Regions from separate parts of the Homo sapiens genome. Here regions 1, 2, 3, 4 and 6 are each linked to region 5. Evidence: chromatin contacts called from ENCODE Hi-C or POLR2A ChIA-PET data. All regions are on one chromosome and are shown on one strand. The core of a region is the stretch at or near the end of the contact, and the rest is flanking DNA. Distances in the headings are between cores, read along the strand shown.

The links. Hi-C counts contacts between places; a loop is a spot of excess contacts on that map. ChIA-PET counts read pairs that join two places held with the same protein, here RNA polymerase II (POLR2A). Pooled maps may share reads with other maps.
Region 1: a loop to region 5 is called in a pooled map, with 6 times the contacts of the local background. The contact joins the promoter of APBB1 here to the promoter of EIF3F in region 5. A Hi-C loop is called at or near these places in 1 of 168 maps with a recorded cell type or tissue (naive thymus-derived CD4-positive, alpha-beta T cell) and 5 of 50 pooled maps. POLR2A ChIA-PET finds 5 or more read pairs at or near these places in 2 of 52 experiments (GM10248 and activated CD4-positive, alpha-beta T cell).
Region 2: a pooled map shows a loop between it and region 5 (29-fold over the local background). The contact joins the promoter of TMEM41B here to the promoter of EIF3F in region 5. A Hi-C loop is called at or near these places in 2 of 37 single-sample maps with no recorded cell type and 8 of 50 pooled maps. POLR2A ChIA-PET finds 5 or more read pairs at or near these places in 1 of 52 experiments (GM12878).
Region 3: a pooled map shows a loop between it and region 5 (8-fold over the local background). The contact joins the promoter of SMPD1 here to the promoter of EIF3F in region 5. A Hi-C loop is called at or near these places in 1 of 168 maps with a recorded cell type or tissue (naive thymus-derived CD4-positive, alpha-beta T cell) and 8 of 50 pooled maps. POLR2A ChIA-PET finds 5 or more read pairs at or near these places in 1 of 52 experiments (GM10248).
Region 4: a map of naive thymus-derived CD4-positive, alpha-beta T cell shows a loop between it and region 5 (23-fold over the local background). The contact joins the promoter of ZNF143-AS1 here to the promoter of EIF3F in region 5. A Hi-C loop is called at or near these places in 1 of 168 maps with a recorded cell type or tissue (naive thymus-derived CD4-positive, alpha-beta T cell) and 8 of 50 pooled maps. POLR2A ChIA-PET finds 5 or more read pairs at or near these places in 2 of 52 experiments (CD4-positive, alpha-beta T cell and naive thymus-derived CD8-positive, alpha-beta T cell).
Region 6: a pooled map shows a loop between it and region 5 (6-fold over the local background). The contact joins the promoter of ZNF215 here to the promoter of EIF3F in region 5. A Hi-C loop is called at or near these places in 8 of 37 single-sample maps with no recorded cell type and 10 of 50 pooled maps.

What each region holds. Positions count from the first base shown.
Region 1 is chr11:6,415,958-6,420,887 of GRCh38, reverse strand. It overlaps APBB1 (amyloid beta precursor protein binding family B member 1), which reads left to right and starts at 1,794. Exons shown (of 15, transcript NM_001164.5): 1 at 1,794-1,903. RefSeq lists silencers at 1,427-1,826, 1,837-2,026.
Region 2 is chr11:9,311,824-9,316,491 of GRCh38, reverse strand. TMEM41B (transmembrane protein 41B) reads left to right here and starts at 1,899. Exons shown (of 7, transcript NM_015012.4): 1 at 1,899-2,171. The coding sequence starts at 2,051. RefSeq lists a silencer at 1,560-1,909 and enhancers at 1,675-2,190, 2,191-2,708.
Region 3 is chr11:6,387,235-6,391,723 of GRCh38, reverse strand. It overlaps SMPD1 (sphingomyelin phosphodiesterase 1), which reads right to left and starts at 1,250. Exons shown (of 6, transcript NM_000543.5): 1 at 808-1,250; 2 at 1-340. The coding sequence starts at 1,125. It overlaps LOC124902624 (a long non-coding RNA gene), which reads left to right and starts at 1,368. Exons shown (of 2, transcript XR_007062573.1): 1 at 1,368-1,617. RefSeq lists a silencer at 1,034-1,533.
Region 4 is chr11:9,457,503-9,461,947 of GRCh38, reverse strand. ZNF143-AS1 (ZNF143 antisense RNA 1) reads left to right here and starts at 1,250. Exons shown (of 1, transcript NR_036539.1): 1 at 1,250-2,392. It overlaps ZNF143 (zinc finger protein 143), which reads right to left and starts at 936. Exons shown (of 16, transcript NM_003442.6): 1 at 872-936. RefSeq lists a silencer at 343-552 and enhancers at 1,323-1,402, 1,463-1,562, 1,653-1,732, 1,932-2,567.
Region 5 is chr11:7,985,197-7,989,799 of GRCh38, reverse strand. EIF3F (eukaryotic translation initiation factor 3 subunit F) reads right to left here and starts at 2,463. Exons shown (of 8, transcript NM_003754.3): 1 at 2,084-2,463. The coding sequence starts at 2,447. RefSeq lists enhancers at 2,169-2,218, 1,687-2,225, 2,226-2,765, 2,649-2,828.
Region 6 is chr11:6,923,577-6,928,495 of GRCh38, reverse strand. ZNF215 (zinc finger protein 215) reads right to left here and starts at 2,070. Exons shown (of 7, transcript NM_013250.4): 1 at 1,811-2,070; 2 at 689-834. It overlaps LOC107984019 (a long non-coding RNA gene), which reads left to right. Exons shown (of 4, transcript XR_001748112.3): 2 at 1,334-2,679; 3 at 3,921-3,998.

The DNA.
Region 1 (4,930 bases), core at 545-3,044, 1.6 Mb after region 5:
ACATAGTAATTATTTGATGAAAGAAAATGAATGAATGAATGAATGAGGACACTTTTGTTCTTCTGGGTAATTCTTCTTCATCTTTCAAGAACCCAGGTCAGATGTCATTTCCTCCAGGTGAGATGCAGTCAAATCTGATTCGTCTTTAGATCCCTAGGGCCTGGCTTGGGACCTGATACATGGTTCATATATCATAGGCATTTGTCAAATCATTATAAACTATTGGTTGTGAATTCATAATTGTTGAAACTGAATGATAGGTATATGAGGGTTCATTATATTGTTCTGTCTGCTTTAGTATATATTGGAAATTTGCCATAATAAAAAGTTAAAACATTTATATTTACCACAAGTAAAATAAAAGTATATTCAAAGATGACTTTGAAGCTTCTGGCTTGGGAAGCCAGTAGTTGGTGTCATTCATTGGAATGGATGGAATGGAGTTGTGTCCAGTGTGGGATGTGTGTTGTGTTGTGTGTGTTGAAGAGGGTTCTTTTTCACCCCAGTGAAACTCCTTAAAAGACTAATAAAGGGGGATGAAACAATAAATTGAGGCTGGACACTGTGTCTGACGCCTGTAATCTCAGCACTTTGGGAGGCCGAGGTGGGAGGATCGCTTGAACACAGGAGTTCCAGACCAGCCTGGGGAACACAGTGAGACCCCCTCTCTACTAAAATACAAAAAGCCAGGCGCGGTGGCACATGTCTGTGGCCCAGGTACTCCGGGGGCTGAGGCGGGAGGAATCTGAGCCCTGGAGGCTGAGGCTTCAGAGAGCCATGATCTTGCCCCTGGGTGACAGAGTGAGACCCTGCCTTGAAAGAAAGAACGAACTCAGATTTGGATATCTTTAGTTTTAGGCACCTGAGAGGGATTAGCATGTAGAGGCTTTCTGGATGGTAATATAACCTCTCATTATCCTTGATGGCCTCTGGGTCACTGATCTGACCATTGGGATGTATCCCACTATCCAGGGAGGGTCTGTAGTAAGTATTGCACCCCACCATCTTCCTTACATCTTTACACTTTTCATTCACAATATCCCCTTCCTTGTGAATTTCTACCGGGGAGCAATGTATTCTTGACATTTTCCAGGCCTTGATGTCAGCTTTATGCTCAGCAGCAGAGGTATTTCAGTGTCAAGAAACATCGGAGTTCCAGTCTAAATTCATCACTAACTGTGACTGCGGGCAAGTCGCTTTACCTCTCTTAATCTTAGCCTCAGCCTCTGAAAAATGAGGATAATAATTCTGGTGATTTTACAGAGCTGATGTGAAGATTAATGCGCGTTAACGGTTTAATAGAGAGCCCGGCACGGTGTAAGTGGTCAATAAATACGAGCTATTATTATGAGCAACGCTGTGTCCTCAGAGCCTCCCCACCAGGACGTCAGGGAGCGGTGCAGCAGGAGCGGCGCAGAGTGCCTCCCGGGAATCCTTCCCCGCGCGGCCGCGGCGCCGCACAGCCGCCGCCATTCGGGCTCCAGCCCCGTCCGCGCGTCTCCCGGCGTGGGTGCGGGACCAGGGCGCTGCGGGGCGCGCAGGGTGAGTCTGTGGAATAGTAGTGGAGGACGGCGCCGCGCTAGGCGGGGGTCCCAGGGAGTCGGCTGCAGGGGTGTCTGCTGGGAGGGCTGGACCGCGGGGCTCACCGAGGTCCGAGGGCCGCCCGCAGGGTGAGGCCCCCAAGAAGCTGCGGCAAGTGCCGCGCCCGCCGAGCTCGCTCCCGCGCCCGCCCCAAGATGGCGCCCCTCCCCCTCCCCTTGCGCGCGCCTCCGCCGCTCGGGGCGCGGCCCCGCGGCCCGCGCGCTCCTGGGCGGGGGATGTTGTGATGGAGAAGCCGCGGCGGAGCCCGAACCCCGCAGCCTGAGCCACCTCCGTCATCTGGGCCCGGGGCCTCACCGCGCAGGTAGGAGGTGTCCCTGCCCCGGCCCAGCCCCGGTGGCTGCGTCCCGATCACCAGCGGCCGGCGGACCCTGTAGCCCCTACCCTGCGGCAGCCCGGGTCCCCCGGCCGGCCCCATCCCCCATCCCCGGGTCGCCCTTCCACCGCGCGCCCGCAGACCGTCCTCTCATACCCACCATCGCAGGGTCCACTCGGGCCCTCACACCGTCCCTTCCGCTGCCCTTTACCTCCTGCCCCTCGGGGTGACTAGGGGCGGGTATGGAGGACGCGAAGCGAGGGGCAGTGGGTGTTGGGGGAGGGGAGGCCCAGGTCCGGGAAGGGGACGTGGGGTGGGGTGGGCTGGCAGGCCGCGCCGATTCCAGCAGGGGTCCCAGGCCCTGGATCTGTCAAGCCGCATTCTGTTGCCCTCAGCGACCGAGGGGTGTGCCCTGGGGCGGCTGTGTCCCCAGCTCAGCCAGGAGGCCTAGCACTGCCAAGAACACTGATTAGAAGCAGTTTTCCCACTGCCAATTCCTAACCTGTTTTGTATCGGCCTGTGTATCTCTTGCATTCTGAGCCCCTCTAGCTATAGTCCCAGCTCTCTCCGCCCTTCAGAGTCAACGCTTGCTGTCTTCATTTCCTTACTTCCCATTCATTCTTAAAAGCACTCCACTCTGTGTCCCTGACACCCACTGAAACTGTCTAGGCCAAGGTCACCGGAGACCTCCTTGTGGAGAACTCCAGTGGACACTGTTATCTCCTTTACCTTTGAGTAGTATTCGGTGGGGTATGTCAACTCACTCTCCTTGAAGCATTTTCCTGCTTTCTGCCCTACAGCATTGTCTGCTCTTCTCAATCTCATTTGCTTCCTCTCCTCCTCTCTTTAGATGCTGGTGAGGCTCTTGGCTCTGTCCCGAGCTGTCTTCTCTCAGTATCTGTTCTTTCTCCCCAGATATTTTATCTACTCCCAAAGCTTCAAATTTCATATATATGCTAATGATTCCCAAATTTATATATCCAGCCCAGACTTCTTTCCTGAAATCCAGACTCATATGTCCAGCTGCTCTCTTGACATCTCCTTGAAAGACAAACAGGAGTTCCAAACCTATAGATTCCAAGCTAAATTATCTTCTGTGGTTTTCTCTGTACCCCACTTCCAAATCTGTTCTTCCTTCGAATCTCAAAAATGGCTCTTTGCCAATCTGGAGTCATGAGCAAGACTTGAGATTAACCCCTCTCTCACTCTCTGCATCTCATTTCACCAAGTTCTGTCACATCCACTGCCTAAATATTTCTCAAATCCATTCATTTCGCTCTTTCCTCACTGCCACCAAAGTTAATCTGGGCCACCACCATTTTTTTTCCTTGACTACTTTAATAGCATACCCTCTTGCCTACCTCCCTTTAACTGTTCTCAACACAGTACCCAGAGTAATCCTTTGAAAAATGCTTCCAATCACTTATTCATGCAATAAATATGATTTCAGCACCTAATATATGCCAGGCACTGTGTTATGTCCTGAAGATATAATTGTGAGCAAAAGAGACTGAGTCCTTGGAGCTGACAATCTAGGAGAAAAATCAAATAAGAATAACATTACAAATGTAATATGTACCATGAAGAAAAGCTGTATGGTGCCTTGAGAACGCACAAGAGCAGTAGCTAAACTGGTCTCGGGGATAGGGAGAGAGGGTTGGAGGACAGCTTCTCTGAGAACATGACGTTTGAACTAAAATATAGTGGATGAGTAGAAGTTAATTCAGCTTAGAGAGTAGGAGAAGAGGTCCCAGGAAGCATGGAAATCACATGCAAACACCTTGTAGAAGGAAAACACATGTCTTCGAGGAATCAGAAGAAGGCTACTGAGGCTGCAGAGCAGTGTGACCAAAGCCAGGGGCAGGGAGGAGGAAGGCAGGCGCCAGACTGAGCAGGAAATTTAGGCCATGTTAAGAATTTGGTCTTAAGGGCCAGGCGTGATGGCTCACGCCTGTAATCCCAGCACTTTAGGAGGCCAAGGCGGGCGGATCACCTGAGGTCAGGAGTTCAGGACCGGCCTGGCCAACATGGCGAAACCCCATCTCTACTAAAAGTACACAAAAATTAGCCGGGCATGGTGGTGTGTGCCTGTAATCCCAGCTACTCAGGAGGCTGAGGCAGAAGAATCGCTTGAACCCGGGAGGCAGAGGTTGCAGTAAGCCGAGATCTTGCCACTGCACTGTAGCCTGGGTGACACAGCAGGACTCCATCGCAAAAAAAAAAAAAAGGGAATTTTGTCTTAAGGTCTTTGTCCTTGATGGTAGTGGATGTGGAGAGTAGATGAAGTCCAGAAATTTTTCTCAGAGAGGAAATCATCAGTACCTAGAGATGGATTGAACATAGCAAGTGCAGGAGAAGGACATGTCAAGATGTACCCCTACTTCAGATTCACAGAATAGGATGGATTCTATCATTCCATGAGCCGGGATCCTGAAAGAGGACCAGTTAGTGTGTGGGAGTGGGAAACATGAGTGGGTCTATTAGCTTGAGACATCCAAGTGGAGATGTTGAGTAGAAAGTTGAATGTACTTGTCTGGAGCTCAGGTGAGGGGTCTGAAATGGAGATTTGAATTGGGAAATCATCAGTGTATAACTGAAGCTGTGGGCATTAATGAATACTTATACTGATTATAGGATGAGAAAGAGGAAGGGGCATGAGAATAAGCCATAAGAAACTCCAGCAGGTAATGGCTAATAGAGGAAGATGAGCCAGCAGAGGAGTCTAGGAACCCAGCAAACAGTAACAAGAAGTGTAAAAGATGAGATGAGATGAGGAGTGTGGAGATGAGAGTGTGGAGGCCCCGGATAGAGGCTGGATGAGAGATTCACGGGGTCAGATGCTGCTGGGAGGACAACCAAGACGAGCACTGTGTCTGTTGGATTGAATGACACAGGGGTCATGTTGACCTTGGTAGGAGCTGTTACTGAGTCGTGTTGGGAGTGGAAGCAGGTTTGGAAAGGGTTGAGGAGTGAGTGGGAGGTGAGGAAGTGGCAACAGTGAGTGGAGACAACTCT
Region 2 (4,668 bases), core at 650-3,149, 1.3 Mb before region 5:
GTGTTGATAATTCATATTCTTTGCCCATTTTTCTGTTGAGTTGTGCTTTCCTTACTGATTTGTAGTAATTCTTATGTGTCAAATACTTCTCAGTGTTTGTTTTTAGTTTTTGTTGTACTTCAATTTTTAATGTTTGCATAGTAAAATATATAAAATGTTTTCTTTTTTTTTTTTTTGACTTGAACTCCCGACCTCAAGGTGATCCGCCCACCTTGGTCTCCCAAAGTGCTGAAATTACAGGTGTAAGCCATGGCACCTGGCCCATAAATATAATTTCCTAAGATTGAAAATTTATTCGGCTGGGCACCATCTCAAAAAAAAAAATTATTCAACAAATTCATTGAATGGCCACTTAGGTATTGGCACTCTGTCAGCTACCGGGGATACAATGGTGATCAAAAAGACAAAGCCCAGCTGGGAGCCATAGCATGGAGCCTGTAGTCCCAGCTACTCAGAGGGCTGATGCTTGAGGATCCCTTGAGTCCAGAAGTTCAGATCCAGCCTGGACAATATAGTGAGATTCCCATCACTTAAAAAAACAAAAAACAAAAAGACAAAGCCCCTGCCTTAAAGCTTATATTCTAAAGGTGGAGGCAGACAATAAACAAGTAAACAAATAGTTCACAGAATTAATTGCTTTTAATGACTATGAAGGAAATAAAATGGGAGCCAGAAGTAGGCAAAGGATGTGTACATAAAACAGTTCAATTGAATGGGTTTCCCATAATTTACTTAACCATTTTTATTTAGTGTTGGATTTTTATATTGCTTTTAGTTTTTCACTGTTATACTAATACAGAGGAATTATTTATGTTTATTTTCATGGAATAATTTCCTACAAATGTAATTACTGAATAGAAACAATCAGGATTTTTTTTTTTTTTTTTTGGGACGGAGTCTTGCTTTGTGGTCTATGCTGGAGTGCAGCGGTGCAATTTCTCACCGCAACCTCAGCCTCCGGGGTTCAAGCGATTCTCCTGACTCACACTCTCGAGTAGCTGGGATTACAAGCCATCATGTCCAGCTCATTTTTGTATTTTTAGCAGAGACGGGGTCTCATCTCACCATTTTGGCCAGTCTGGCCTCACACTCCTGGTCTCAAATGATCCGCCCGCCTTGGCCTCCCAAAGTGTTGGGATTACAGGCTTGAGCCACCGCGACCGGCCTCTAAGTTGCTTTCAAGAGGTAACCACGGTGAGTAAGCTGAATGTGCTCTGAGGGGTAGAAGCAGAAAAAGTTACCTGTGGAAAAGGCATGTTTCCGCTTAGCTTAGGGATAAGCTAAATGTAGAGCTGACTTGGGTTTAGTAGTAAGGGGCAGCAGCTAATGCAAAACCGTTAGCTTTGGGAACAGGACAACCTGGATTCTAAGCCCATTTTTGCCATCCTGTGATCTTCACAGGTTGTACGTAGCCCTCTCTGAGCCTTAGTTTCCTGAAATTCAGGTAGGTTTTGCTCAACCTTTGTATTTCCCACCATCTTTTAGATCAAGCACTCTCTGGCGCCTCCAAATTGAAGACAGCAGCTGCGGAATTGATGTAATGGGCTGAATCAGCCTCAGCCGCGAAATGCCGACTAATCACAGGCACCTCCGGCGGCCTGGACAAAAGGTTTGAAGTCCCTGGGACCGCACTTCCGGGTAATTAAGGCTACGCTTTAGACGCCAGGGCCAGCGAGTCGCAGCCGGGTGACTCGAGTGCCGCGACTGCGCATGCTCTCGCCCCAGCGCCCGGCGGCCACCTCTTTCCCGCGGGCGGGCCGGGGCGGGGCACTGAAGGGGGCGGTCCAGGACCCTGACTTGTCTCGCGGTTACTGGGCCGGCGCGAGCACGCGAGGCTCGGGGGCGGCACGGGGCGGGGTTTAGCCTGTGGTGGGCGCTGCGGGTGTTTGCAGGAGGTTGCAGTACTCGCTGGGCTGAGGTCGTCTCGGGTGAGGAGGTCGCGCCGGAAGTGGCTCTAGCCGTGGCGCTTCGGCGTAGTAAGGAGCCTGCAACAGAGTTTTGTTGTTTAGGGGGCGCGGCACCGCACCGCTCCCTTCACCTTGCAGCAGCCATGGCGAAAGGCAGAGTCGCCGAACGATCGCAGTTGGGCGCTCACCACACGACCCCCGTGGGGGACGGGGCAGCGGGGACGCGGGGTCTCGCGGCGCCTGGCAGCAGAGACCACCAGAAGGGTGAGTGGGCCCGGGGAGCAGAGCTGGGGGTGGCCCGAGGCTTCTGTGTGTCGGGTGGGGAAAAGGACCCCCGCTATTCTCGGAGAGTCGCGGGGAAAGAGGGGGGCCTGCTGGCGCCGCGGCGGGAGCAGAGACCGTGGGGGAGTTGGGCTTGGGCGCTCGCGCAGCACAAGGCCGGACGCCGAGTAGGTGCGTTGTAAATGCTGTTTGAGTAGAATTCATTTAAAAGAAGGGATGACACTGGCTTGTTGACGCTCAGGTAGATTGTAAGGTTGATGATAACGACGCTAGGCAGAGCTGGAAGGAGCTGTACTGTGGCATTCGCTGCGTTGTTTTTACAGATGAAGAAACTGAGGCCCAGTGTGGGTATATGACTTATAAAGTCATAAAGCCAGATCAGTGAAGTAGTAGTTAGGAGCGAGGACTTAATACTTCCAGGTGGCAGTACACCTGGGCTTGAGTCCCTGCCCTACTGTTTACTTGGAACCTTGGACTTGGTAACTTTCAAAAAAAGCTCAGTGTCTGAACTGTGAAATGGGGATAATAATAATATCTACTTAATAGGTGGTGCGTGGGTTAAACGAAATAATTCACGTAAAAGATTTAGAGCAATGCTTGGATATGAAGTGGGGGCTAAATAAATATTAGCAATTACTTAGTTACAGCTAAGGTCACTCATTCTAAAGTTTATTTCCCCACTACATCATCCTGACATTTCTCACGGCTTTATTTTTGGTTTTTGTTTTCTCTTTATTCCTACTGCCTCTATAATTGCAGAATCTCACGGCTTTAAATATTGTTTTAAGGAAAAAACTGTACGTAGAAACTAAATACTTTGATTCCGTGTTGGCCTGGAATCGTTCTTTAAATGATTTTAAAGCTCATAAACTTAAAGTGATCCTAACAAGTTTGTCTGTAGCTCACATAGGTGTGTTCCACCACCAGTGATGGCTAGGAGAACTTCTAAGAGTATGTAGTAGAAAATGTTAATGTATTTTCAAATAATTTAAAATGTCTCCAACAGTCTAATTTGGCTCTGTCAGCCTTATGTTTTTGGGTATTTTTCCAGCTTATATACACTGGATCCAGGTGACTTCATATAATTTCAAAAACTGAGAAATGAATCGTTGTTAATGTATAAATCAGCTCTGAATAAAAGAAAGATTGTTTTGAAGACTCTACTACTGAGGGTGACAATATTCCAAGGTCTGGGTTTCCTGAAAAAGTGTTCCAGATAGGGCATCCCTAAAAATTGACATCTCATTTGAGGTAGCAGCCAGTTGTATTCATGATTTTTACCTAAAGCTATTCAAAAAATAAAACCTTGAAACTTCCAAAGTGCTCTTACTTTTTAATCTTATTTTATCATTACAACAAAACATTCAACACAATTATTCTTTTTTTTTTTTTTTTTTTTGAGACGGAGTCTCGGTCTGTCACCCAGGCTGGAGTGCAGTGGCGCAATCTTGGCTCACTGCAAGCTCCGCCTCCTGGGTTCACGCCATTCTCCTGCCTCAGCCTCCCGAGTAGCTGGGACTACAGGCGCCCACCACCACGCCGGGCTAATTTTTGTATTTTTAGTAGAGATGGGGTTTCACCTTGTTAGCCAGGATGGTCTCGATCTCCTGACCTGTTGATCCGCCCGCCTCGGCCTCCCAAAGTGCTGGGATTACAGGCGTGAGCCACCACGCCTGGCCTACAATTATTCTTATGATGCTGTCCCATGACATCTATAGATCACAAATCTATAGGAAGACAGGGAAGAGATGTGAAGGCGTGCCTTCACTTCATGATGAAGTAAGGCCTGTTTTTAGTGACTTGAGACAAGGCCTCGCTGTGTCACCTATGCTGGAGTGCAGTGGCATGATCATAGCTTGCTGCAGCCTCAGCTACCTGGGCTCATGCGATCTTCCCACCTCAGCCCCCTCAAATAGCTGACTACAGGTGTGTGCCACCATGCTCAGCTAATTATTTGTTTTTTGTAGAGAAGGGGCCAGGGTGTCTTGAAGTCCTGGGCTCAAGCGTCTTCCTGCCTTGGCCTCCCCAAATGCTGGAATTACAGGCATGAGCCATTGTGCTTTGCCAGATAAGTAAGGTTTGGATAAGTAAAGAGAAGGGAAGGGTATTCCAGGCTAGGAGAAAGAGAGTAGTAGGGTTGAAGGTTAGTGTGAAACTTTTATGTGTGTGGGTAGGGAGATTAATTTGTCAGGAGCAGAGGGTTTCTGTTGGGTGGTAGTAGGCGATGAGGTTGGCCTGTTCAGGATGTGTCAGAATGTTCCTGTAAATTCCATGATACTTGGAAATGAATTTGTATTCTATTAAGTGACACATATATAACTTTGACAAATAAGTAGTTATCATCATATGTATGTTTGAACTGTTTTACATGCTATCTGCAATGTTTGGTACATTTAGTGGATTCCTTGCCATTACTCTGGCCTCTAGTCTCAGAGCTAAGCCTAGTAGACTGTGGACCACTTTGACTACTTGAGTAAGG
Region 3 (4,489 bases), core at 1-2,500, 1.6 Mb after region 5:
CCGTGCCCTCCAGGTAGTCATGATCCCAGTGCAGGTCAGTGAGGAAGAGGATGCGGCTGACAGGGGCACCTGGGGCTGGGGGGCTAGGGGGTTTGGGGGGCGGCTTCGGCACAGTAGGCAAAGAGATGTTCCAAGATGAGAAAATGTCCCAGTGCCCACAGGTGGAGCCCAGGAGCAGGCCACAGGCCTCAGATGGGCTCAGCACTGAGCGTCTCCACACCTCCACCATGTCATCCTCAAAGAGGTGGACAATGGATTGGCACACGGCAGGTGGTGCTATCTTCAGCAGATTGCACAGCTTGATGGCCACGGAGCCCACGCGAGCCACATTGGGTTCCTTCTGCAGTGGGAGGAGCGCATGGTGAGAAATCAGAGGCAGAGCAGAGGAACCAGGCCAACCCCTGGCCACCACCCCTTGGGCCTCCATTTCCAAACTGGGGCTGGGCAGGACTCAGTGCACCAAGCTCAGTGCACACCTTTGCCTTCCAGATATTGCCCTGTAACTCAGGCAGCACCAGGCCATCGCTTCTTCTTTAGCTCAGCGGCCTGTGGCATGAGGCCTTTGCTTGGCAAGCTGACTTCCTCAGGCACTGTCTGCATTATTTTCTTACTTCACAAAGGTCACAATGGGGTGATGGTGGCATGTAGCCATGGGTGTCCCCAAAGGGGAGCAAACTCAGTGATGGATTGTAGATGCCACCCTCTCCATCAGGGATGCATTCTGAGCCCAGCGCACCAGCATCAGCCCCAGCCCCCAGCCCCAGCACTCCTTTCGGCCTCCTCCACTGCAGCCCCTTCAGTGCTCACCTTCAGCCCGAGGTTGATGGCGGTGAATAGACCTTTGCAGATTGGGCAGGTGAGGTTCCCCCACCCAAAGACATCTCGGAGCCGGGGCACTATGCGATGTAACCTGGCAGGATGGCCTTGGGGAGAAAGAGGGTGAGCCTCTGCCGGAGCCCAGAGAACCCGAGAGTCAGACAGAGCCAGCGCCAGCGCCAGCGCCAGCGCCAGCGCCAGCACCAGGCCCATCCAAAGGAGTCCGGGGGCTCCGGCGGTCCCGTCTTGTCCCTGCTCCCGGCCGGACCTGGGGCAGCTCTGGCGGAGTGACGCTCCGTAGCGGGGCATTGTCGCGCTTCCTACACGGGGCTGGTTCGTCTGTCCCGTCCCCCCCGGCCTGGACCCTAGCCAGCCCTCAGGGCCCCGGGCGGCGCCGGGGACACCCGATTACCCTTCTCTGTAGTCGGCTGACTGCTCCGCGGCCGGCCGCAAAGCAGCTCCGCCCCTTCCTCTTCCTCTGATCTCTGACAGCTGATCTCTCGGTGGCGGGCGGCTGTCAACGCTGCGGAGGCGGAGGGGGCGGGGCGCTCCCGGGACCGCCCCGATTCCGCCCCCTCTCCCTGCCCCCGCCCTGCCCCGGGCGCACGGGCTGCGGGGGTGGGGACTCTCCCTGAGGTCACCAGGGGCTCCGCCTTGAGGTCACAGCCGCGGGAGGCCGTGCTCGTGCTTTGGAGCTCCATGTGATGTGGTCGGTGGAAGACGTCTCCTTTGTCAGAATCCGCGCTCAGATTCCCGGAATAGCTGCCAGACCGACCCCAGCGTTTAGCCCGGGAAGGGGAGGTAGGAGAGAGCAGGGCGGGCAGGATCCTCCCACTGGGTGTGTTGCCTCTGACAGGAAGGCGCCTTCCCTCGATTCCCCATGCTCTGCCACTGGCACCAGCCCTCTTGAGTCACCCTGAGAATCACTCACCTGTGATTCAGATGAGGAAACAAACCTTAGAGATGGTGAAGAGACTAGGAAGCCGTAAAGACCATATAGCCGTGGGGGCCAATAACATGGGCGGGAACCCAATTGGGTCTCCCACCTCCGTGTATCCACGACAGTAAAAGCGAGCATTTATGGAGTTGTTTATGATGTGCCAAGCACCAACCCAGGCACTTTATAATTAATAATCTTCAATTCTCACAACAACCCTAAGAAGTACCTATTATATTGGGGCTCAGAAATCCATACCCAAAATATGGTGGTTTGACTTACTAAGTTAAGCCTTAAGGTGTGTCTGGCCTTCCTACTCCCGCGCCCTCTCTCCCAAAGCCGTTACCTAGCGTCCAGACCCATCAAAAGGAACAACGGTTTTTTTCTTCCCCTCCCTACAAAACCAAGAATATAATCACACCTGAACAGACCCCTTCACATGATAATGTGCTAGTTAATCTGTTCCCTGATCCATTCCTTCTCCCTCAGCAGAATTCCTCTTCCCCTCACTCCCACAACCCCCTTTGCCTGAATGACACCTAAGCTTCTGAACTCGTCTGGGAAGTGGGTAGTCACTCTGTGGTTCCCCGTGGACACATTAATACAATTTCTATGCCTTTTCTTCAATTAATCTGTTTTTTGTGGGTTGATTTTTCAGCAGAATTTCAGAGGGCGAAGGGAAAGTTTCCCTTGGTCCCTGCAAATACTATTATTACCCTCCTTTACAGATAGGATGAGGCACAAAGAAGTTAAGTGGCAGAATAGCAATTAAACCCTAAGCTGTTTGACGAGTGCTTCTGAGGAATCCTCAGAGCTATCAAGTCCTGTCAGTTCTTTCCTTTGATAATTTTTTACAAGTGTTTTTTCCCCCCAGTTCTGGGGACATCATCTCAGATAGAGTACTCACAGTAATAATTAGCATGCATTTTTAAGATTATGTACTATGAAAAACAAAACAAAACAAAACCTTTTTATCTAAGGAAGATGAGCCCCTTTAAATTATCAGGCCCAGACAGGCATTTAAAATGTAGCAACAGTCACTCTCACTCTTCTTTGAGCTAAGTAATTATCTCTTGAAACCACTTGCTATGCCAAGTAGCCATTAAATGCCATACACCTTATAGTTCAACAATGTATAGCCAAGCGCTAAACAATGTATAACCAGTGTTATTTCTGTAAACAATGAGAATTCCTGATGAACAACTTTTGTATTCATTTCCTCTCCTAATTCATCTTTTTTTCTTTGAAAATATGAGCCTCTCTTTTGTTGTCCAGAGTGCTCCCCCAAGACAACTTGCAAGTGTGTCCTGGGTCGCAGTCCTCAACCTTGGCCCTTGGCCCGAATAACCCTCTGTAGGTACTTTTCTGAGGACTCTGCCTTACGTTAATCCTCACAACAAATTTGGAAGTCGGTATTATAATTATCCCCATTTTACGGAGAAGGAAAGTAGGATTAAGTAAGTGGCTCAAGATCCCACAGCTAGCTAGTAAGTGCTGGAACTGGAATTTGGATGTGTCAAGCAAAACATGTCTGAGACAGGTCTCAATCAATTTAGAGGTTTATTTTGCCAAGGTTAAGGACATGGCTGGAAGAAATAAACACGGAATCGCAGAAACAGTCTGTGGTCTGTGGCTTTCTCCAAAGATGATTTTGAGGGCTTCAATATTTAAAGGGGAAAAGTGAGCTGGAGGGAAAGAAGAAGGGTATGGTAATCCACATGTCGCAAGAGAAAAGGAGCAGGTAGGGAGATACTCAATTATGTGTTCGTCTGGCACTTTACATAAGATAAAGTAAATATGCCTGTGGAGATATTTAACCTTTTGTGTTTTTTTTGTTTTTTTTTTTTTGAGACAGAGTTTTCGCTGTTGTTGACCAGGCTGGAGTGCAATGGCGCAATCTCGGCTCACCACAACCTCTGCCTCCCGGGTTCAAGTGATTCTCCTGCCTCAGCCTACTGAGTAGCTGGGATTACAGGCATGTGCCACCACACCCGGCTAATTTTGTAAATATTTAACCTTTTGTCTGTAGCTATCTGCTTAGGAACAAAAGGAAAGGCAGCTTCTTGCATGACTCAGTTTTCAGTTTATTTTTTTTCCTTTTGGCATAGTCAACTGGAGTCCTGAGTTTTTATTTTCCTTTCACAAATGCAACATTCTGGCTCTATTCTTTGCTGTGTGGGGACCCATTCAGAACACCAGAGTTGGTATAACAATTATTTTAAGCCGAAGACATTTCAGATTCAATAGATGCAGAAATAAACCTTCTGGGAGCTTTCTTCATCTGATTAAAACTTCTGGGAAATGTCAACCTAAAGGGAAAAATCTAAGGCAAACTTGATATAAGTAGAGAGTTTATTTGGGCCAAGTTTGAAGACTGTGAAGCGAAGATTCAAGTTGCCCTGAGTATATGCTCCCAATTAGCAGAAGTCACAAGTGGGTTTTTAAAGGAGAAGAAGAGGCAGTTCCTAATGAGGACTAAGCTCTGATTTTTTCTTATCTTGCTCAAATTCCTATCGAAAGGGTCTGGGGAGTCATGCCCTACAAACCATAAATTCTTATCAGTTGGGTTTTATTTAACACTATATATTGTGACTGCCTTTTCAGTCATACTCTGGCATAAAATTACGTGATAAAGAAGAAAGTCAAAATATTTTACCCCAAAACATGTTTCTTTGCCATATATATATATATATATATATATATATATATATATATATATATGTTTTTTGGTTTGGG
Region 4 (4,445 bases), core at 1-2,500, 1.5 Mb before region 5:
TTCTCACTTGATTATATCAGCTGATTTAGACACTTCCAAAGCAAAGGCTGACGCTGATTTTAAACAAATAATGGGCTGGCAATGGTATTCTTCTTTCCTCTTTTTAACTTCGTTATTATGTGGAAAAAACAAATGTCCAAAGCAAAAGGGGAAGGAATAAAAACTAGTTCGCGTTCCACAATAATACGTTTCAAAGAGACTTATAAGAATTTGTTCACTCTTTTGGCCAAAACTGGAGAAAAGGGAGGATAAAATTGTAAATTTCTAATATCCGATGTTAGACCTCAGTAACCTTTTTTTTTTTTTAATAGAAGAAAGGGTGAGGGGGAAACAATCTGCCCACGATACGCATGGGAAGCAAGCGCTAGGTGAGACCGGCAGGTCCTGGGAGGGCCTGGGCCAGCCCTGTCCCCGGCGCCCCCGCTGCGGCCTGGTGTGGCCCGTGGGCCCGGCGTCCCAGGCGGCGGAACTCTGCCTCGGCGGCGCCTGGGGACTCGCTCTGCGCGGAGGTCAGGCCGAGAAACGCGGCCAAGGCTCCCGAGGGCTCCACCCTCCCCTCTTTCACTCCCTCCCCTTGGCGGTCCCCTGAGGGAAACAGGCGGGGCGCATCGCTCAGAGACAAGCTGGGGGGAGTTGAGTCCTCAACGAAAAAAGCTCCGCCGCCTAGAGTGGCGGCCGCGGGTTATTAATAAACTCCGCTTCTGCCCAGACGCCGCTACCGCGGCCGGCCCATAAAATCGGCAAGGCCTGCGGCGGAGGCTGAGCAGCGGGAGCCGGAGCCCGGGCCCAAGCGGGCCCGCGCCGCCGCGCTGAGGGCGGCGGCCAGGCGGAGAATAATGCACACTGGGTAAAAACACATTTATATACGAACCTCCGAGAAAATTTTCCAACAATTCCTTCGTCCGACCACCATGCACCAGGACAGGAAACAGCCGTCCGGCCCCCAGGCCCCGCAACCCGCATAGTGTGTCTGAGGCCCGCCCCCAGCTTCCATTGGGCTGTCATTACATCACTCACAGGACGCTTCCGGTTTTCCATTGGCCCACGTTTGGTCGACGCGAAAGAAAACCGCCCTAGCCGCGCCCACTCAACTGACGTCAGCCAAGCCTGACTTTACAGCCCGCCCCTGAGTGGCTCGCGCAAAGTGCAGAATCAAAGCTCCTGTGTCTGACTGGTTGACATAACCGCTTATCCCAGACGGACCCCGCCTCACTGACTAGCGAGTCATACCGATTCTGGGGCCCCAGCGGGAGGCGCCATTTTGTAGCGAGGGAGGGAGGCTGGTCCTTGTGATTACCCGGGAGGGAGCCGGGGTGACGAGCGCCATTTTCCCCACAGGGGCGAGGAGGCGGCTTTGGTTCTCCCGGTGGGCTTGCCGGAGTGCGTTCTGCAGACCAGAAGGGCTTTGTCTGGCGATTGCTGAATGCTCAATAGCAGCCTGCTGGGAGGGAAGTCGAAGGGAGAAATAGGACAGAAAGAGAGACCTGACCTCTCCCTGGAGGCTCTCAGTGTCGGCCGAGGCCCTTGGTCTTGCTCTAGGGCTCTGCATTCCCGAGAGCTGCTGTATGCCGGGGATTGGCTTCCAAGCCTGCCTGAGCTTCTCCAGTCTCCCGGGCATCGCCATGCGGTGGGAGGGTGAGCCTTCCTCTCCTGCTGAAATTCCGGCGGCTTGGCAACCGGCCGGGGGGTCTTGGATTCCTCGGGGAGACACCACTGATGCTTTGTGGTTTCACGTAATTTGGATTTAAAAGTTGAAGGCGTCAGAAATGGTTGTCGCTACGGTCTTTTGTATGTTCTTGTGTTGCGAACTAATAAAGGAAAGTCAAAAGGGTGGGAGAAGCATTCAGTCTGGTTCCCTAAAGTTACTAAGAATGGATACAAATTAGTTGTGGCCGTTGCGGTTAATGCTTCTTGTAGCTCTTAACCCAGCCCTTTCTAAACCTTTGGATATACTTACTAGTCAGTTCCGAAGGTACTCAGTACAAATTTGCGTTGGCGCACCAGGCCGACTAAAGATGAGGTGGGTGTATTAGACTCAAAATTTCTTAAGTCGGCCAGGGGGTAGAATTGAGCTACCAAGAGAATGAGAGACTACCCTGTTGTAACAGATTTGGATCGCGCTTAGAAAAACAGGGAGAAAGCTGGATGATGTTCAACTTAATGTCTTGCATTTCAGACGATTATCGAATGGACGGGGATAAATAAAAACGATGTTACAGATAGCCCTCTAAGTGTGGATAGTAAATATTTTGATTTACAATTAAGCCTACCTTGAGGTGCAGGCCCTAACCAACGGATAGTTGAGTAATAGGGGCCTAGACGCCAATGGAAAGAAAATGGGACTTTAAGCTTTGTTTGAACATATATTCTGTTAATAAAGAAGTTTAAATCAGTTCGGATTACTGTTTTTTGTTTGTTTGTTTGTTTTTTGAGACGGAGTCTCGCCCTGTAGCCCAGACTGCAATGCAGTGGCACGATCTCAGCTCACTGCAACCTCCGCCTCCCAGGTTCAAGCGATTTCTCCTGCCTCAACCTCCTGAGTAGCTGGGACTACAGGCGCCCACCATCACGCCCGGCTAATTTTTCTGTTTTTAGTAGAGACGGGGTTTCACCATGTTGGCCAGGCTGGTCTGAAACTCCTGACCGCGTAATCCGCCCACCTCAGCCTACCAAAGTACTGGGATTACAGGCGTGAGCCACCGCGCCCGGCCCGGATTACTTTTTAAGCCCTTAAAATAAAAGTGTCACATATAAAAAATGGATTAGGTGGCCGGGCGCGGAGGCTCACGCCTGTAATCCCAGCACTTTGGGAGGCCAAGGCGGGCAGATCATGAGGTCAGGAGATCGAGACCATCCTGGCTAACGCGGTGAAACCCCGTCTCTACTAAAAATACAAAAAATTTAGCAGGCGTGGTGGCGGGCGCCTGTAGTCCCAGCTACTCGGGAGAATGAGGCAGGAAAATGGCGTGAACCCGGGAGGCGGAGCTTGCAGTGAGCTGAGATTGCGCCACTGCACTCCAGGCTGGGCAACAGAGCAAGATTCCGTCTCAAAAAAAAAAAAAAAAAAAAAAAAAAAAGGATTAGGTTACTTTTAACTGGAGGATTTTGCTCAGTTAAAATCAGTCTCCTACCCAATGGATACATTCTCTGTTACAAAGAAGTAGCCCAGCTGAAAAACAAATGGTTTTAATTTATAATTTCTGTTCCCTCCACATGTATCTGTGTTTTGTAATTGGAGGTGTTTTTTAACCCATCAGAATATTTTTATGCAGTTCCACTAAGTCCCATGCCTGTAGGCTACTCATTAAAACACTATAATACAGAATCTCAAGAATTTTTAAATCGCCCTCTTATTGTAGATAACAATTACAGGACATCTTTGTATCCCCAGAAGCTACTGAGTTGTTCTAAAAATTGAATGGCGATGATGGTGGCGGTGGATAGGATGCTATAATTGTAACTGGATTCAGAGAGAAACCTAATTCTGATTTGTCACAGGTAATGGAACGTTGTGTTAACAGTATTTACCAGTGACTATAGAACAGAGTTCAAATGTACATATATTCAGAGCCATTCATAAGCTTAAAATGTTATCCCATTCATCTCCCTTCCCTTATATCGTGTTATATCCGGTCAAATTAATGGCTTGAAAATGTTTCCCTGTCAATCAGTACTAGTCCAGGCTCTTAAATGCAGAAATTAAATAATTTCCCCAACTTCCTAAACAAGAGGTAACTTATTTGTAGCCCCCTTCAAAAACTGTTAAGATAATATTTTCTAAAACACTTCTTTCAGTAACTTAAAACTTACTGGAGAATTGGTTGGTTTTGGCATATTTATACCATGCTATAAGCATTAAAGTAGTATATATGTATACTATATATATATAGAAATTATATATGATATATATGTATACTATATATATAGAAATTATATATGATATATATAGAAAAAAGATAAACGATGAGTTAAGCTTAAAAGCAATTATTTCAGGCCGGGCGCGGTGGCTCACACCTGCAATCCTAGCACTTTGGGAAGCCGAGGCAGGCGGATCACGAGGTCAGGAGTTCGAGCCATGGTGAAACCCCGTCTCTACTAAAAATACAAAAATTAGCCCGGCGTGGTGGTGGGCGCCTGTAATCCCAGCTACTCAGCAGGCTGAGGCAGGAGAATGGCTTGAACCCCGGAGGCGGAGGTTGCAGTGAGCCAGGGTCACACCACTCCACTCCAGCCTGGGTGACAGAGTGAGAATCCATCTAAAAAAAAAAAAAGGCCGGGTGCGGTGGTTCACACCTGTAATCCCAGCACTTTGGGAGGCCGAGGAGGGTGGACCACCTGAAGTCAGGAGTTCGAGACCAACCAGGCCAACATGGCGAAATCGCATCTCTACTAAAAGTACAAAAATTAGGCTGGGCACGGTGGCTCACACTTGTAATCCCACCACT
Region 5 (4,603 bases), core at 1,214-3,713:
TTATACTTCTTGTAGTTGCTTTAATGCCCAGCTCAAACGTCATCTTTTTTGTGAACTTTTCCCCAACCTTCTGAAATAGTTAAGTCTTCTGCATTTCCATGCCACCATGACACCCTTCTATTGGAACATTTATCATATTACATTCTAATTATTTGCATTTAAGAGTACACTTCTATCTTGAGTTTAAGGTTACAGGAGAGCTCACTTTATTACACTTTGAATTCTAAATACCTTAACAGTTTTATGGTACAAAAAAAGCACCAATGACTTCATTTAGACAAATGAAATGTTTTGTGTATATCTAAGGAAATAAGTTCATAGCAAGCAGAATCTATTCTTTATTCTTCTGTAAGTATTGCCTCTATAACACCTATAGCACTGTACCATGATTCCAGTCTGGAAGAGGATCTGAGGATGTAGATTAGATTATACCTGGTCTGACTGGATCACTGGAATATTTGGGGCGCTAAAGCATAAATCATGGGTAATGAATTAGTTTCTTTAAATAGCTTTAGCGAGCTTGGAAAATTAGAAAGTGCAGCCAAAAGAGTAAGTATTTGCTGAGTGTCAAGTCAGTGATGCAAAAATAATTTATTACAGAAGCTCAGAGCAGGGCACAGTTACAGAACACCATCATGCTGTGGAAGGTTAAGAATGGAGTGAGGGTCCGGGTATGGGATGGAGGACCGGCACTTAATGCTGTTGCTGGGAACGTGGAAGGTAGGTAGAGCTTAAACAAATGAAGGACAGCAGGAAAAGCACTTGTGGCAAAGAGAACGCAAAAGCTTGGTCTGAGAAAAGACAAGCAATGTTCAGAAGATATGAATTTAAGTTTCTGTAAAATGCTATACCGTCAAAGATAGATAAAGGAGAGAAAATGTGTGTCTGTATGCATTGGGGTGGTCCAGGCCTGATGTGAATGGCAACTAACAGCTGTACCTAATGTGTGCCAGCATAGTCAGAAGTTTTTAATTTAGCTCTCACAAAGACTAAGTCTAAAGTAGCTCCTGACAGAACAGATTTTAGGTAATCTGCCCCAAGTCACATGGCAAATGTTTTGTGAGGTCTGCTTACAAATCTTGTCTGCTTTGCAATATACCAACTGTCTTCTATGGTGTAAGAACTAGTAGATGTTCAAGAGTATGAAAGAGAAAGAATGCTTGTAAATAAAGTGGATTCACAAAGCTATTTAAAATCTGGCACTAAGATGGAATGGAAACGAATTTCATGGGACCAGCATAGTCTCCAGAAAGGAATTTATTATCAACAATCCCTCTTTAGTGCTTTTCCATTTTACAAACTACTTTAACATAAAATATCTATTCCCCAAATTTGGAACACAGGCAGAGAATGGGTCATTTTTCGACCTGAAGGTTAAGGGCAGAAATATAAACAGATAATACAACTGTTTGCGTCCAAATGCAAAATGGGGGAACAGGGTTTCTCACATTAGGTACTAATATTAGGGGACACTGAGGGACACAGATCAGGCTCAGACGTTTAGGACAGCAGAACACTATAAAATCCCAAGCGGGTTCCAACCAAACCGGTTTACTTGTTGGGAGGAATGTTTTTTTACAAACGTCCCCACTCCTTTGACAACTGGTTAGAAAACTTTGTCAATACCTGGAAAACGATGACATTTAGTCAGTGGATAAGGGAGAAATATGTGGTCACTGGTATAGGGAGTCAAGGGTTCCTGACTTCCCACTCGGCGTGTGAACTCATTTTTGGTAGATGCAGCCCATCATACTTGCCATAAACTGCTGTTTATGTAAAATGTAAACCACTGGCATAAATGTAAACCACTGGCATAAAATATTCAGTAAATGACACAACTACTCCTTGTGTATTTTATGTCGCTTAAAGTGACAGCAATCCGGCAGGAGAGAGAGGAGAGATGCAAGTGCTTGAGAAGATAAGTCACAGCAAAAGGTAGGATGCAGATATAGATTAAGAGGTCATTGGGGATGGGAGGAAAGGACGGTAGGACACCAGGAATTAAAGAATTAATGAGTTAGGGGAGTGAGATAAATGAGAAGTGGGAGGAAGAAAAGAATGTTAACTTTCTCTGACCACTCACCCAACAGGGTCCCGATAACTCGGGCAGCACCCTCGTTGCGTCTCTCGTAGCTGTCCACAATGGAGGCCAAAATGACTGGGTGCAGCCTGACCACGCGGCCGCCGGGGAAGGGCCCTGGAAGAGCAGGACCAGGCAGAGCGGGCGCTGGGGTCTGCGCTGGAGCTTGCGCTGAGGCCGGGGTCTGGCCAGGAGCCGCAGTTGCAGCCGCTGCTGCCGCAGGGTCTGAGGATGAGGCTGGAGCCGCAGCGGGAACCGGAGCCGCAGCCGGTGCTGGCGTTGGCGCTGGAACTGAGGCTGGGGCCGCCGCCGGGACTGGGGTTGGCGTGGCCGGAGGAGCACTTACTGGTACCGCCGGTGTGGCCATCTTGTCGAGAAAGAAGGAGGCGGAAGCGGAAATGACAGCATTCATGAATATCAGGAGCTTGATAGGCTGAATATACACCACGTGAGCTAGAGCTTTTTGCTGATTGGTTACTGGTGATACTTCTCGGAGCACTGAAATAGTCCCGCCGTTGGTAATTTCTTCTGGAATTTGTGCGCTCTGCTTTTGGCCCGAGGAGCACTCAGGAAACCCTGGGCTAAGTAGTTCCGGGTAAAACTTGGGACGGCGTTCGAAGAGAAACACTTTGTGCAGCTGCCGCCAGGTGGAACCAGAAAGCAGCGCGGAGGTCGAAATTCGTGTTTTAGACTTAAATGAGATAATGGATGTCAAAGTGCCTTTAAAAAGGATTTTAAGGCCAGGCGCGGTGGCTCACGCCTGTAATCTCAGCACTTCGGGAGACCGAGGCGGAAGGATCGTTTGAGCCCAGAAGCTCGAGGCTGCAATGGGCGAGAAGGAGAACTTAGCTGGATTTCTCCTGCTGCTTTGAGAAGAGACTGGAGGGTGAGGGGAGGTGAGGAGAGGGAGGCGAGAGAGGGAAAAGCAGGGAGACCTGCTGGGAGGCCACTAGGTAATCTAAGTGAGAGATGATGGTGGCTGGGACCAGGCTGGTAGCAGTAGAAGTTCTGAGAAGTGGGAAGATTATGGATATATTTTGAAGGTAGTTTCAATAGGGTTTCCTGAGAAATTGTATATGAGGTGTGAAAGAGAGGAGTCAAGGAGGACTGCAATTTTTTTTTTTTTTTTTTGTACTGAGCGATTAGTAGGATGAAGTCACCATCAATTGAGATAGCAAAAGCTGTAGGTAGAGCAGGTTTTGGGGAAAAGATCCTGATTTCATTTCTGAATGTGTCACCTTTGAGATGTCCATTACACATTCAAGTGGAGTTGTAATAAGGTGTATAAACTAGTCTGTACTTTAGGAGAGGATTATATGAGGTATTGCCTTGTAAAGCTCTTAGCACATGCCTGATATACAGTAGTTATTAAGTCATAGCTATTATCACTATGTGATGGAGGGAGCTCTGACCATAACCCACTGTGTAACTTGGGGCAATCTACAAGTTTTTTCTGAGCCTCAATTTCCTTCTTGGTATAATGGGGTGATAACATCTGCTTGTAAAGACAAAACAAAACACCAAAAAAACTGTCAACTCCCTTAATTAGGTCAAGTCCTAGTGTCCAGCTGGCAAGTGGATAGGTGAGGTTGAACTTCTTATCCCTGATTCTGTGCCCAAGAGTTGATTTCTCCTTGGAGAAATCTTCCATTATTAGAATTCACATGACGCTGCTCCCCTGTAAATGCTCTGTGTAGACATGCATTCTTTCTTTCACCAAAACAAAGGTGAACAGCCAAACAGAAGAAGATTGAAAAGTAACTCTTGGATTTGATGACCTGGAGTCTTTAGCAACCCTAGTAGAGCAACGTCAGTGGGACTGAGGGTGGGGTGGGCACAGAAACTAGAAATCTGGTGTGAGAGAATGGCCAGTCTGAACTGAAAGCAGCAAGTGCCAGCTTTTCTTTCAGGAAGTTTTCTGGGAAGGAAAGGAGACATTTAAGGAAATAGCCAGGGAAACAGCAGGATTGAGAGGCAGCCAATTTAGGATGGCAGTGTTTCAAGTATATTTTAAACTGAGGATAAGAATATAGACGAGAGAGAAATATTAAATATACAAGTGTGAAAAAATATCTAATGAAACGGGCAAAAGGTGGACCCACACTGAGAAGCCTAGATGGTCTTGCACAGGCTGAGAGGCATGCTGGAGAGACTGCCCAGGGCCCTGGCCTCCCTTTTGGGTGCTTAGTAGGGGTCTGCCTGAGTCAAGGTCAGTCCATTGAGATCATCTCATGGGAAAAAGGCCAGAGGACAGAACCCAGTTGAAGAAGTGTTGCTGCCCCCAACTGACCATGCACACCTTTGAGACCTCCTATCTATGTGTTAATCTGGGTTGGTGTGGACACTTTGCCTTCAATAACTTTGCCTTTATATTGATGTCTTAAAGACATTTCTCTCTGGGAGAAAAGAGAAGGGGATGGATGAAGAAGCAGAGATGAATTGGGGAGAGAGGGAAGTTGCAGGACCTCCTGCAAATGACATTTTTCTCAGGTAAGTTGAGGCAAGGTGATCTGCTGTGAATGG
Region 6 (4,919 bases), core at 821-3,320, 1.1 Mb after region 5:
ATAATGAATTAAAAGCACAAATACATTAGAGGAAACTAAATGATTATAACTCATAATGAAATATAACTCATTAAATGTACAACATACTTGAAACATTTTTGGCAAAATTCTCAGAAAACAAGAAATGAAGTCAACAGTGATACAATAGAAATGGGATATTAGGTAACTTTCTCAGACTCTGACAGATAAAGTCAAAAAAGTAATAGTATAGTGGATATAAATAATATGCTTAGCCTAATAGATAAATAAAACTAGATAAAATGTAGTTTCTATTCAAGCACCTAAGGGAATGTTTACAAAAGCAATTTATTAGGCTACCAAATAGAAAATCCTTGATAAATGGTAAACAAGAGTAGTGGAAACCATATTTATTACTAGAATGCAAAACCAGAAATTAACACCACATAGAAAAAACAATTTCACCTACTTTAAAATTCAAATGTTTGCTTCTAAAAAAAAAGATAAAAGAGAATCAAAAGGACAACTGCAAAGTATCTAAAAACAGTAAAAACATTGTACGTCAAAATCTAAAGCGCACAGCTGAAGCTCCTGATAGGCAATGGAAAAGCCTTACATATAATTAAACAAGAATGAGATGCATTAAATATCCAACTCAGGAAATAAAAAAAAAGCAACAAATATACTGGGAGGTTTGTAGGTGAAAAACACAAATTAATGAATTACTCACTGTAAACAGTTACAGAGCTAGGACAGGGAGAGACGTTCAGGATGGCATGCTGCATTTAGGTAAGATTTCCGAGGTGGAATAGTTTTGATGATAGAGATCCAAGGTGTGACGTGACTGCAAGTAGCTTAAGTGGCAAATGATGAACACTGGAATATACAAAGCCAGGAAATATAACAGTTAAACTCTAAAGTACTGAATAGATGCCTCTGATATAAAGGTGGGATTCAGGATTAAGACACGGAGCCAGTACCACTGTGACGGAGGGACCTGAAGTTGTAGTGGATGGTTAGACTAATATAACCAGGTGGCACCAGTTCTACGGTTTTATGGCCGCAAGGAACTCGAACAGCTGCTAATTATGGAAAAAAGGTACTGTCTGTGAAGAGGGTTATTTCTAATCAAACAGGTTGTAGGTAGGACAGCTGCTTGAGGTAAGAACCACCTGGCGAGAGTAGCTTAGATAAAGAGGAACAGAAAACAGTTTGCAAATAAGTGACTGAATAGAAGTCATTTATGTTAAATGGAGAAAGAATTATTTTAAAATAAGTACGATACTTGGAGGTTTTAATCTTTTAGGGAGGTGGCCAGGAATGACTGGGAAAACAAGGCAATATGAATTAATTAAAACTCCATTGTCTTTCCCAGTTGATTGATCCAGTCACGCTTGGTTTTTCCATGAGGCATCAATACCAGCCATTCCCAAACCAGCTGATCATAACATACTAACCACTCTGCGCGTCTGGAGACTGCCCCTATTGCAGAGTGGAAGAGGCGACAGGAGTGTGGTTAAATCCTTGCTTTAGCGGAGCTGGATCCTGACCCCAGCCGTCCCGCCGCCCACCCCCTCGCCCTCTGTCGCTGCTCTCAACGCTTGTCTTACTTCCGCAGCCCACGTTTCCATCCCTCCCGTCAGCTCGCGCCCTCCTCCAGGTTTTCCGGCACAGACCTTGGAGGGCAGCGTGGAAACTGGGTAACTGCAAGCAAGCTGAGGTAAGCTGCACGTTCCGCATGGACGCCCTCAAGCGTGATTCCCAATTCCAAGACCCCGCGTCCCCACCGCCCGCTGACGAGAACGATACCCGTGAGCACCGCTCCTCTCCAGTGGCCCGTTCAGTCACTCACAAGCGCCAGTTCTCAGAGGAGCCGCGGAATCGCTGTCTTGGACAGTGAAGGGAGCTGGCGTTGGTAATCACGCTGCAACTAGGAATCCCTGACCTCGCCGAACCCTCAACTCACTGCCGGCTCCGAGTTTCATAAATTGCCGCGGAACAACCTCGACGCACTCTTGCGCACGCGCACCAGCTGTGGAAGGAACCCCCTAGGAGCCCCCGCGACCCGGATCGGTGAGGTAGACCAGGCCTTTGCCAGCCCCGTCCCTTTCTGCAGGCCCCGTCCCTTTCTGCAGGCCCCGCCCACGCCGCACACTTGGAACTCTGGCCCTGTGAATGGACTCACGGTGAGCTTCTAGTGGCTTAAAGAAATGAGCGTCATACTTCCGGCGCTGCCTCATCCCGTCCGGGGAAACTAGTCCAAATCGCCTTTCTGTTCCCCACACCCCATTTGTCTGGAATCAAAAAACAATGACAATTTCGACAAGACATTGTCTCTTACATGGTCTTTATTGGTTTATTGGTTCACAGATTCATTCATTCAGTTTTGTATGGAAGTGAGAGGGCTTGCAGTTCGTTGTTCAGTTTTGGCTTGTTAAGACTGAGGTACTTTGTGGCATCTGAGAAGCATTGTCAATTAGGCATTTGGATGTAGGCATTTGGGAATTTAGAGATGTCTGGGGCTAGACCTGTAAAATTTGGGTCAATCTGGGTAGATGGTGATTGATGCTATCCATTGGAATAGGACTGCAGAGAAAGGGACAGAGAGGAAGAGAGAAAATAGAAGGAAATGGGCTGGAATTGGCCCAGGGAACACCAACACCATTGGTTGAGTCAGGAAGGCGGACCTGCAAAAAAGAGAGAGGAGGATCAGCCTGAGAGGTAGGAGGAAATCTGGTGGGTGTGGAGACACAGAGGGAAGGGATGTGTGTGTCACAAAGGAGAGAATGCTTGGTGGCATTAAGTACATGATAATATGATTAGTGCTTGCCTAGAGGCATGTGGACAGTGCTGTAGGAGCAGAGTGAAAGAACTTAAACCAGAGAGAGCTTTATATCTAGGCCAGGAGTGGACTAAGGTAAAACAAGATGGCAACTTTGAACAGCTAGTGACACAAAAAAACAAGGACACACCATATAGTTTCTTTTATTTCTTTTTAAATAGACCTTATTTTTTAGAGCAGTTTTGGATTTACAGTTTTGGAAAAATTGAGAAGGTAATATACAGAGTTACCTTCTACTCCACAACTAGTTTTCCCTGTTATTACCCTCTTAAATTATTATGGTATATTTGTTACAACTAAGAAAATAAAAATAAAATATAAAAATAAAAAATAAAATAACATTGATACATTAAGTCCACAATACTTTATTCAGATTTCTTATTTTCTTTGCTTTTTTCTTTTCTTTTCTTTCTTTCTCTTTCTTTCTTTCCTTTCTTTCTTCTTTCTTTCTTTCTTTCTTTCTTTTTCTCTCTTGCTTGCTTGCTTCTTTTCTTTCTTTCTTCTTTTTTTGACTGGGTCTCACTCTGTCACCCAGGCTGCCAGGCTGGAGTACAGTGGTGTGACAGCTCACTGCAGCCTGGACCTCCCTGAGCTCAAGTGATTCTCCCATCTCAGCCTCCCAAGTAGCTGGAACTACAGGTGCTTGCCACCATGCCTGGCTAATTTTTTTTTAAATTTATTTTTTGTAGAGATGGATTTTTGCCATGTTGTCCAGGCTGGTAAGGACCAGACTTCTTTAGCTGGTTTATTTGTTTTGTTTTTATCTTTTTTCTTTCCTCTGATGCAGGATCCCAACTGGAATATCACATTACATTTAGTTGTCATGTCTCTTTAGGCTCTTCTGGACTGTGACGATTTCTCATACTTTCCTTGTGTTTCCTAACCTTGGCAGTGTTGAGGAGTACTGGTCAAGTATTTTGTATGATCTCCCTCTATTGGGAGTTTTCTGATATTTTTCCTATGATTAGACTGGAGATGAAGGTCACAGAGATAGAGTGCCATTTTTATTATATCATATCACAGGTACATACTATCAACATGACTTATCATTGTTGGTGTTCAATTTGATCGCCTGACTCAGGTTGTGTTTGTCAGAAGACATTTTTTTTCTTTCCAACAGTGGCAATGGATGCAGCAATATTCAGTTTCCAGAATCAGCAGCTCCGGCAGCAGTGTCCTGTGCTGATGGTGTTGGCAGGTAAATCATGCTTCTAGTGCTGAATGGAAGTCTTGTCCTCATAGAGCCAATTCTGTGGTACAATTTTGGTCTGTGGTTCTGGCTACATGACTCGAATACTATTTCAATATTTTTACGTTTAGCTTAAATCATGCTTAGTTTCTGTTGCTTGAAACTAAAAGCCCTGACTGATACGTCATCATTATGATGATTTCTAGGTGTATGTATTAAGTATGTTTTCATTAGAATTTTTTGTCTTTATTTTCCCCTTCCCTCCCTAGTATGTAGTGGTTTCATGCAGACAGCTTTGTGAAGAAGCCCCATTGGCATCTATTTTGGTGGAATGAGTGGGAACATAATTCTCAGTGTGTCAGTAATCCATTGCTGCATACAGACCATTTCAAACTTTAGTGCTTTAAAATAGCAATCATTTTGTTTTACTCAGGAGTGTGTTTGAAATTTGGTCAGATGGGATGGCAGTTATCATTAACACCAATATTTAAGATATGACCATGGGAATGAGTAGCTGTAATCATTGGAGAAGCGAGGATTAAGGAATCTCAGAATGCAAACTATTTGAATATTTCATTCTATGGGAAAATTAAAATAACCAACAACTATAACACAGGAGCAGTATCTTCAGGAGAGTGGCAGTGAGTCAGGGGCTAGAATCTGCAAGGAATGGGTGGGGGAGTAGCCTAAGCATCTAAAATAAAATAAAATGAATAAAACCCCCAGAATCCCACTTTCCTAACCATACCTCATTTCCTCCTTCTCCCTCATGGTAAAACATCTCCAAATGTCTGTTTACATTTTCTTATTTTTCCTCTATTCACTGAAATAGATCTCATCTAGATCATAACCAGCAGCCAAAGTTACCAAATTCAACTAAAAATTTCTTATCCTTCTCTATATCACCTCAACTAACACATATCATTTGAA